Regions from separate parts of the Homo sapiens genome. Here region 2 is linked to region 1. A link is a loop called in an ENCODE intact Hi-C map of the cell type or tissue named here. Cell type or tissue: PC-3. All regions are shown on one strand. Region 1 overlaps COL5A2 (collagen type V alpha 2 chain). Region 2 has its middle 46 kb from the start of COL5A2.

Region 1 (5,000 bases):
GTGTGACTTTTAGATGAAATATCACTTTAACACAGTGTAATTCCATGAATAACATTTCCAAAGACACAACCTGTATAAAAATGGGCTTATGTCTATAGTTCACTGAACAATTCCATTAAGTAGATAACTTAAGGGTAATTTTGCTCATTAAGTTTTATGATTGAGAAGGAAATATCCACTTACAAATGTTAAATGCTATTACCTGAAAATGAGATACTACTTCAATTAGCTTGTTTCTCTCATTACACACTCTTGGGTGGGGGTGCTGGGAGTTAAGTGCATATGTGCCTAGTACTAATTGTGCAAAATATTGAAAGCATATGTGGCTGGGTGTAGTGGCTCACACCTACAATCCCAGCATGTTGGGAGGCCAAGGTGGGAGGATTGCTTGAGGCCAAGAGTTCAAGACCAGCCTGGGCAATATAGTGAGATACTATCTCTGCAAAAATTTTAAAGTTAGCCAGGCACAGTGGCTTGTGCCTGTAGCTCCAGCTACTCCGAAGGTGAGGTAGGAGGATGATTTTAGCTCAGGAGTTCTAGGCTGCAGTGAGCTATGGGAACGCTATGCTACTGCACTCCATCTTGAGCAACAGAGTGAGACCTGGACTCACAAAAAGAAAAGACAAGAAGGAAGCATATGTGTTCCTTTCTGTCCTCAAAATATATATTATTGTGGAGTATTATATATATTATATATGTTACACATATAACAATATATGTATGTTTTATATATATAACATTGTGGAGTGCTATATTTGTTATATAATAGATGAATATAATTAACTTATTATATAATTTTAATTATATAATATATGTTTGTTTATTGTATAAATCTTGAAGGAGCCATAGAGAACAGGATAAGTTATCCCCTGAAGATTTATAAAATGAATTATTATAACAAAATATGTTATTATTGGATATATATTATATATAAGGATATATATGCTGATGGGATAATTAGATATTTGGAAGCAGAGAATATGAAAAACAAAAACAAGATGACACGTAATGATGTCAATTAAATATTAAAATATGTGAGGAACTCTTCAAGGAGTAGCTTATCTTCTTCCTTGTGGCTCCTTTAGGGTTGGAATAAAAAGACACATTGTCTCAGTCTTGTGTTAACACCTAGAAGAGCAGTTTCTTTCTGAAAGTTTAAGACAACATAACTTCAACTCAAGGGGCAAAGAAGTGGGCCACTGGATTACTTTCTTTAAATGATAATGTTAAAGGTTAGTTTTATACTCTGAGTCATCATGGCTTCCCTTCTCCTGAGAATTTATAATTAAATTTAAGATGATGTGGAAAGTTAGTTGGAATGCTTTTAAATAGCAAGGAGACGAAAAACCACATTCACTGTTAAACCTTGTCTTCTCTTCACTCAGACAAGAATCCATACACATCACAGAGGGCTCAAAAACTCAGTGAACTCTCATTGTCCATGTCTGAATGAAAGACATGTACAAAGAAACAGTGGGTAGAAAATACAGGGTGTCTTGCAGTTTTCACGGATCTACATGGTAGTTGTACACCATATGATTAAGTTGTCCCTTCTGTTTTCTACACAGACATTTACTTAAACGAAAAGAAAAGTAAAATAGAAAGCAAAATTGCAGCCAATTTGTTGAAAAATATTGCAGTAAAGTTGTCATAATAGAATTATTTTATAAATGACAACACAGTATAAAATAACAAAAATTTTCAAATGACATTCTGAGAAATTCAATTCTGTCCTCCTGATTTCTCTATCCAAATCATAAAATTAACCCAAGCTGACGTCCAAAGCTTAGATTCAAGGCCCAGGACTTAAAAAAAAAAAAAAAAAATGTTTCTTAAAATACCTGGATATTGGGGCCGGTCAGGGAGTAGGGTGGGGTTGCGGGAGGGAGAGCATTAGTAAAAATTAGAAAAAAATAGTTAATGCATGCTGGGCTTAATACCTAGGTGATGGGCTGATGGGTGCAGCAAACCACAATGGCACACGTTTACCTATGTAACAAACCTGCACATCCTCCACATAAACCCTGGAACTTAAAATAAAAATAAAATTTAAATTTAAAAATTAGATAAATATTTTTATATAATCTAAAAAAGAACGCCAAAACTATAATTTTGCATTACTTGTATTTTTTGCTGTTTATGTTTAACTTTCCTAAAATTGATTAGGACTGGTAGAAATCTGATAATACCATCACTATTTTGTAATTTTCATGTTTATCTCCCAACCTACAAGATTCTTTTACCCTCACCAAATGTTCCAATAAATTGAATCCATTGTGAAGTCATTCCCACAACAATTGTGGCACTGATATATTACAGAAAAGAGATATATTTTATCTGATCACATTTTATTTGAAATCAACTCAATTTTTCTGTTTCTCATATATCCTCATAGATTTCTCTTCTCATAAATCTTAAGTGCTTTTAAATTTAGTTGTAAGAATTCAGTTCTTAATCACTAGATGGCAGACCAAATCCACCATCTTATTATAACAATTAGAAACTAAATTATCACAATTGCAGCTTGCCAACTATATGGTATGCCCTGCATCCACATTTTTTCACACAATTACACCTGTGGGGGAAAAAAAAAAAGCCTGCATAGAAACGGCCATATTGAAACCTTGGACTGGCCAAGAGAGACGACTGTATTTGCATATTAAATTATTGGAGTCTACTTACAGGCTTTGAAAAATATATGAAATAAAAGTCCCTAAAATTATGTTAGATATTCTCTAGCCATTAACTAAAGTTCTTTCAAGCAGAAATAATACACAGCACACACGTGTTATAAAAATTTTAAATCTCTTATTCAGACACAGGTTTGTGCTGATCATTTTCCCCTGTGAGCTGTGAGACTGTGAGCTCCTCGACAGCCAGAACTGTGTTTACCTCAGCAACCTTCACATTTAATGTTATATAATCCGTCTTTGATAAACGTATGTGTAGCATTGATGAATGCAGATGTGAATGAGGAAAGTAAGGAACTAGTTCATTGATATGCCTATTAAAAAGATAAGCACTTTTAGCTCTCTTTCCTCCTTCCCTAATCTTTCCAGAGAGGATGTGCTCTTAGGAACCCTTTTTTGAATGAAAGGGAATGGTCACTTGGTGGTTCTTACCAGGTGTGTCCCTGACATTCAGGCCTCTGTGTGACCAGAAAGGAAGAAGACTGTGTCAGTCACAACAGTTCATATTTTAGAACAACCTTCAGAAAGCTACAGCAACCCTTCAGCCTTCCTGACCCAGCAGATTTAGGTCCCTTTTGGGATTGTGAAGATCTGGGCTACCATTACTTAAAGTTTCTCTGACTGTAAAGGTCCTTGAGGGACTATAATCATGACACTGTCAGCTGGTGGCCTCATGAAGTGGAGAGAGAATGCCTTGTGGGACAAAGGAGGAGGTAATAAAGCCGCCCACGTGTCAGTCTGGATGCCACAGATGCTGCCTTTAGTAATGCACAGCAGAGCGTGGGCTCCTGGATGGGGTTCCAGAGAACCTACCAAGGAAATCCTTCCCTTCCTTCTGCTCTAGGGCACTGTTTATCATTAGAAGGGAAAGACGAAGAGGGACAGCATTCAATTCCTTCTTTAGACCATGCAGAGGAGATGCCAAAAATTCCACATTCCTCATTTTGCTTTCCTTAAACAACTCCCAAATTTGAAAAGTTAGATACATATGAAGCCACCAGGGATACCTGAGGGGGATCTATTACATACTTTGACAATTTTTTTCTATCTCAGCCTCAAGATCTATGGGATGGTGGGAGGATAAGTATGTATGGGGTAGGCCTATGGGGTTTTACATCTTCTGTTCTTCAATCCACTGCAAAGACTTTTACTTTCTAGTGAGCCCCGCAAGCTTAAATCTGGTTTTAGGATAGTTATCCAAATTATTACTTTTTCTGTGCCCTGCTCCTTTTTTCCTTGTACCAACTGAACAAGAGTAGGCATTCAATAATTATTTGAGCTGAGTTAAATTTTTGTTCCACTAAGGACAATCATGTTTTATATTCTAAAGCAATATAATGACAATTTTGAAAATTTTCCTTGAAATCTGAAAAATTGAAAAGGAGATGACTCATAGAAAGCTTCATTTCAATGCATTTCAGTGAGCATATGAATTTAAAAAATTTGATAAACTGTCTGTGAAGGTGGTTGGTTTCTTCAGTGCAACCATTAAATGTTTTCCAATCTCATAAGCAAAGTTTTTCAGTTAACTAGTAAAACTGCTGTTTTTACTTTACTTAAAATGGAAAAAATAGAAAGGAAAAACTCTCATATTAGGTATACTTAAGTTTTTTTCCATGTATCATTGGGAAATCTAAATGACTGTGGCCAAAACGTGAAACTAAAACTACACATACTGCACATGCAATGCTCATCTACAGTTCTGTCTGGAAGAGCAGATTTCAGTCTGCTAATGCATTTGACATAGATTTTTTTTCCCACATACCTCAAACTACTAAATAGCTGCAAAACAGCACAAAGAGAATTGAGCCAACTCTATAATCTATACACTAGAAATTTCAGCAGTAATTTTTATAGCCAACCTTAGTTCTAATCTTAAATATTAATCCTCAGTGAATAAGTTTGGTACAGAGCTATGCCAAATGTGTCTGCCTACCTAAATACATGAAACATTTGTAAGTGTTCTGAATGATGTCTACTTAATCTCTCCTAGCCTAATATTGCTTGAGATCAACAGGAGAGACAAAAATCTGCTTAACTGTTTCTCTTTCAAAGGAGAAGTAAATATTCAGTAATATATAGTATCCACATTCCAGATTTCCTTCATCTCCTTCTGGTCTTAGCTCAAATGTTACCTACTCTGGTCACCTTACCAAAAAAATTGCACATGACTACACACACATACAACCATAACACTCTCAATTCACTAATTCTTACTCTTTTTTTTTTTTCTTTTAATGTAGTAGTTACCACTTTCAAGCCTACTATATATTGAATTTATTATGTTTATTGTTTGTCACCCCATGATAG
Region 2 (5,000 bases), 110 kb after region 1:
CTTATAAGAGTTAATGCAACAAAGCCATACACTGAACAGAATTCTATGCAAATAGCTAGCCTGGCCTACACCTGCCTAATCCATATCCACTTCCTTTTTTTCCAAATTCAAATCATTCTCCTCATTCACTGAGTCTCTGTGAACACTAGACCAAGCTAGGCAGTTGGAAGCTCAGAAATAAACCAAGAAGTCTAGAAAAAGCCAATGAACTTGTAGAGGAATATGTGTGTTCATGAAAAGACATGCACAAGAATATTTATAGCAGAACCATTCTTAATAGCCAAAAGCCAGCAACCGCCCACGTGTGTATCAACAACATCGTGGATAAATAAATTTGTGGTTATAGTCATACAGCAATAAAAATGAATGATCTATAATTACACACAATTATGCAAAAATCTTTCAAACATGATGAGCAAAAGGAGCTACATTGTTATTCCATCCTGTATATTTCTATTTATATGAAGTAAACTTTGGTGCTACAATTCATAATAATGGTTAACTTGAGGGGAAGGGATAGATGGTACTGATTGGAGCTGGATACTAGGGGAGTATTCTAAGTTGCTCATAAGATTCTGTTTACTTACCTGTGCCCTAGCTATAAGGGTCTGTTCACTCTAAGCAAATGTATTGTGTGGGTTGTACACAAATTATACACGTACTTTTCTGTATGTACACTATACTTCAATAAAAAGTTCAGTTAAGAAAATTCTGTCACATTGTGATACCTCTAAGAAAAATTACGTAAAATATATTAAATATGAAAATGAGAGATAACAACAGGGAAGGAGGGGTGGTGCCAAAGGAAGCTGAGAGAGAAGAAGAAAAAGATGAAAGGATGCTTTCATAAAAATAACTGCCTGTTTCCTGTTGTGAAGAGGTAAACTGGGGATAAAATCTAAAAAAAAAAGTTTCTTCTCCAATGAGCAAAATGTATGTCAAAAATTAAACACAACCAAAAAAATAAATGACACTGAAGTCCCTGACTAATCATGTAAAAAATAAAGTTAGTTCCCTGTCTTACCCCAGGTAATTTTCCAGAAATAACTTACCATTCCAATTTAGAGAGAGGTAAAATATAGAACAGGATATAATAAAATATGAAAGAGGAAACTATTTTTTAAAACTAGAAAATATGGCTGGGCACGGTGACTCACGCCTGTAATCCCAGTACCTTGGGAGGCTGAGGCGGGCGGATTTCTGGAGGTCAGGAATTCCAGACCAGCCTGACCAACATGGCAAAACCCTGTCTCTACTAAAAATACAAAAATTAGCTGGGCATGGTGGCACACGCCTATAGTCACAGCTACTCGGGAGGCTGAGGCAGGAGAATCACTTAAACACAAAAGGCGGAGGTTGAAGTGAGCTGAGAACATGCCACTGCACTCCAGTCTGGGTGACAGAGTGAGACTCTGTCTCAAAAAAAAATTAATATTAAAAAATAAAAACTAGAAAATACAATTTTGAAGCATGAATAGCAATTCTAAGCATGACATAAGTTTTTCAACTTGAAAAGTCAAAACTTTCTATGCATCCAAAAACCATTAAGTGAAAGTAAGAACATATAAAAAAAAACTGGAGGAAATACTTGCAACTTATATGAAAGGCAGAGTCAATATACTTGATTTGCTAAGAATTCTTAAAAACCAATTAAAATCTTTTAACAGAAAGACAGACAAGAGACACAGCAGGCATGTCACGAAAGAATACAAGTTAATAAAAAATAAATCAACTGCAATGCATATCAAAACAATGAGACATTTTACAATTATAAAACTGGCAAGGAGTTAACACAGAGATATTATGGGGTATATATACTAAAACTATACTGAGGGACAATTAACCAAGCTTAATCAAAACTCTTTATACTGTACATACCACCAGTGGCTCGATGTTGACTCTCAGCAGTCTTCCTAGAGAATCAGAAGCAGGTGGTTTTGTGGTACGAGAGATAGCAGCAACTCTAGGATCCAAAAGCCTAATAAGGCTGCTATTGGGTATAGCACAGATGAGTGGCAGGTGGCCAGAGTTCTCAAGACCTTTGATACAACAGGAGTTAGTTCCTAATGAGGTAAAAATAAAGAAAAATATTCATATCAAACTGACCCAGATGGACTAGTTGAAAAATGGCAATCACCTCTCCCATCTTCAATATAGTGTTTAGTATTATCTTAACCTAAAAAACTCTTACCACAGCTTATTTTTCACAGTCAGACTCTCAGGGAAATCTGTATTCAAATTTGGCCAAACAACAGATTTCTTCTCTTTGTACAGTTTTGCTAAATGAAAAATCTGGTGAGGGCCTGTTTCATTTTCCCATTTATAACACAGAGAATATAATCAGTATTTTGGAGAAAAATAGTTTTTCAGCAAAAAGAGATATTTTCCAGCTATGAAAAATAAGAACATTAAACTGTTTAAAACCAAAGCAAAAAAAAATAAGCAAACAAAAAACACCATTTCATATATATGTTCTAAGTTGAACACAGAATTTGGAGGGTTTTCTGATTTTCTTATTTGTGTGGTTGCCATACTGATTTGTTTTGTTTTGTTTCTTATACTTTTTCACTTGTAGAACAACCAGTGATTTAAATTACATGAGTACAGAACCAATATGTGCTTTCTCTGACTCCTGGGTACAGACTCTGAAGTTGAACTGCCTGTGTTTAATTCCCAGTTCTTCTATTATTAAGCTGCATGACTTTGAGAAAGTTACATATTATTATTTCTGTGCACTAGTTTTCACCTTTACAAAATTGGAAAACAAAGGCAATATGCCTACAATGCTTTTATGAATATTAAATATCATCACATAAACACTTCAGTTATGTCCGGATGCAATAAAAGTGCTTAATAAATAGTATCTGTCATTATGTCTACATCTCCTAGCTATTTTCTCTACTACAGATAAAAATGATAGAGCATGATTTGTTAGCAATGACATTCCCCAAAACTCAGCAAACAAAAGCATATGTAAATAGCAAAACCTAATAGTAAATAGAGGAATGATTGAGGAGTGGCATCAGCAAGATGTAGTAATAAAAAGCACCTCCTTCATCTCACAAAACATCAAATCAATAACAATATATGGGCTAATTCTGTTTATGAGAAATCCCAAAACCAGTTAAGAGGCACCTGCATCCCAGGAGAACACAAAGCCAGCCACATTGAAGCAAGTAGAAGAATTTTTGTCACCCTCTCACCATAGTCCTTCTGCCTGACAGAGCACCATGTGATTGGAGGGAAACTACCAGTTTTGGATTCGATTCTCCCTGGTGAGAGAAAGAGAAGACTAGCCCATACATCCAATGTTCTGACTTCTCAGGGAGGTTTTTGTCTTGCCTGTCTTGGAGCACTGATAACATCAGACATACTCTAGATGCTTGGGGGCCACTGAGAACAGAAAAAGAACTGGGTGTATGCTGCTACTCCAGAGGAACCACAGTATCGCAGACAGAGGCCTCCCCCTCAAGGAGGAAAGAGAAAAGTGGAACACATGTCCAACAGTCCAGCTTTTTGAGGGGCTGCCCAAGGGGCTGGTTTCTTTCTTGAATTTCTGGTAATGCAGATGGGACCTAGCATACTCTAGATGCCAGGAGCCAACAAGAATATAAAAGATTTGAGCGGCATGTTGCTGCTCAGATAGGATGGTCTGACAGCAGGTCAGAGGGCCCACCATAGGATGGCAGACATCAGAGAAAGCAAAAGATTATGAACTTCTGAAAAAAGGAAACTAGCAAATTCTTCTAAACAGAAATCTACACATGCAAAGCCCAGAAAAGACACATCCACAGAAAAACTTTGAGAGGCCTTCAGAATCTCTACTTGGGCCAATTGGTGAAAGTTTTTCTCTATTATAAAGCTAGTTTACAAAGAGTGAGAGAGGTGGTTTGTATTTTCAAATATCCAGACACCAACACAAATGGGGGGAAAAATGGCCCAATCAAAGGAACAAAATAAATCTCCAGAAATTGACCCTAAAGATACAGGTTATGAATTACCTAAAATATAATTCAAAAATAAACATCATAAATAAAGATGCTCAGTAAGCTCATGAAAATAGTGTATGAACAAATTAACAAAACAGCAATAAGTTCTCCTCTATCAGTAATTACTTTAAATGTAAACGGATGAAATTCACCAATCAAAATACAAAGTGGCTGAATAGATTAAACTAAAAAGAAGATCCGACTATGTGCCATCTATAAGAGACTCACTTTAAATGTAAGGCACAAATAACAAAAGAATGGAAAAAGATATTTGACGTAATCGGTAATCAAAACAAAACAGAAGTAGCCATACTTATACAGACAAAATAGACATTATGTCAAAAACTGTAACAAGAAGCAAAGAATATTACATAATGATAAAAGGTTCAATTTACCAGGAAGATATAATTATAAATATATATGCAACCAATATAGAGCACCTAAATACATAAAGCAAATATTGACAGAAGTGAAGGAAGAAATAGACACCAACAATATAAAGTAGGAAACTTCAAAAACCACTTTTAATAATGGATGGAATATCCAGACAGAAGATTAATAAAGAAACAGAGGACTTGAAGAACACTATAGACCTAAGAGACGTATACAGGACATTTCAAGCAACAGACACAGAATATGCATTCTTCTCTCCAGTATAGATCACATACTAGGTCACAAAACAAAACTTAACTAATTTATAAGATTGAAATCATATAGGTATCTCTTCTGATCACAATAGAATGCAACTGGAAATCAACTGCAGAAAGAAAACAAAAATTCACTAAACAACACATTCTTGAACAACCAATGGGCAAAATAAGAACATGAAAAGTGAAATTAGAAAACATTTTGAGACATATAAAAATGAAAACACAACATATTAAAAGTTATGGGATGCAGCAAAAGCAATTCTGAAGGAAGTTTAAAGCAATAAATGCCTACGTTAAAAAAGAAGGATCTAAAGCAACCTAATTCTATACCTTAGGAAGTAGAAATAGAAAAAAAAGCTAA

Evidence for each region. Peaks named below come from ENCODE experiments on the same cell type or tissue, not always from the same donor. Only the 100,000 strongest peaks of a DNase experiment are listed, where the experiment ranks them.
Region 2: it touches region 1 in a loop (5-fold over the local background); 1 of 110 quality-filtered maps calls a loop at or near these places.

The regions. Positions count from the first base shown.
Region 1 is chr2:189,112,824-189,117,823 of GRCh38, forward strand. The region is part of intron 1 of COL5A2 (collagen type V alpha 2 chain); the gene reads right to left. Among named protein-coding and RNA genes, the nearest start is that of MIR3129, 18 kb to the right of the region's middle. In PC-3, a CTCF peak has its summit at 2,479 (motif pointing right); no DNase peak of the experiment used is centred here; H3K27ac peaks cover 1,464 bases.
Region 2 is chr2:189,223,270-189,228,269 of GRCh38, forward strand. It overlaps a transcript of COL5A2 not described here. Among named protein-coding and RNA genes, the nearest start is that of COL5A2, 46 kb to the left of the region's middle. In PC-3, no CTCF peak of the experiment used is centred here; a DNase peak (open chromatin) is centred at 2,922; H3K4me3 peaks cover 2,691 bases; H3K27ac peaks cover 3,892 bases.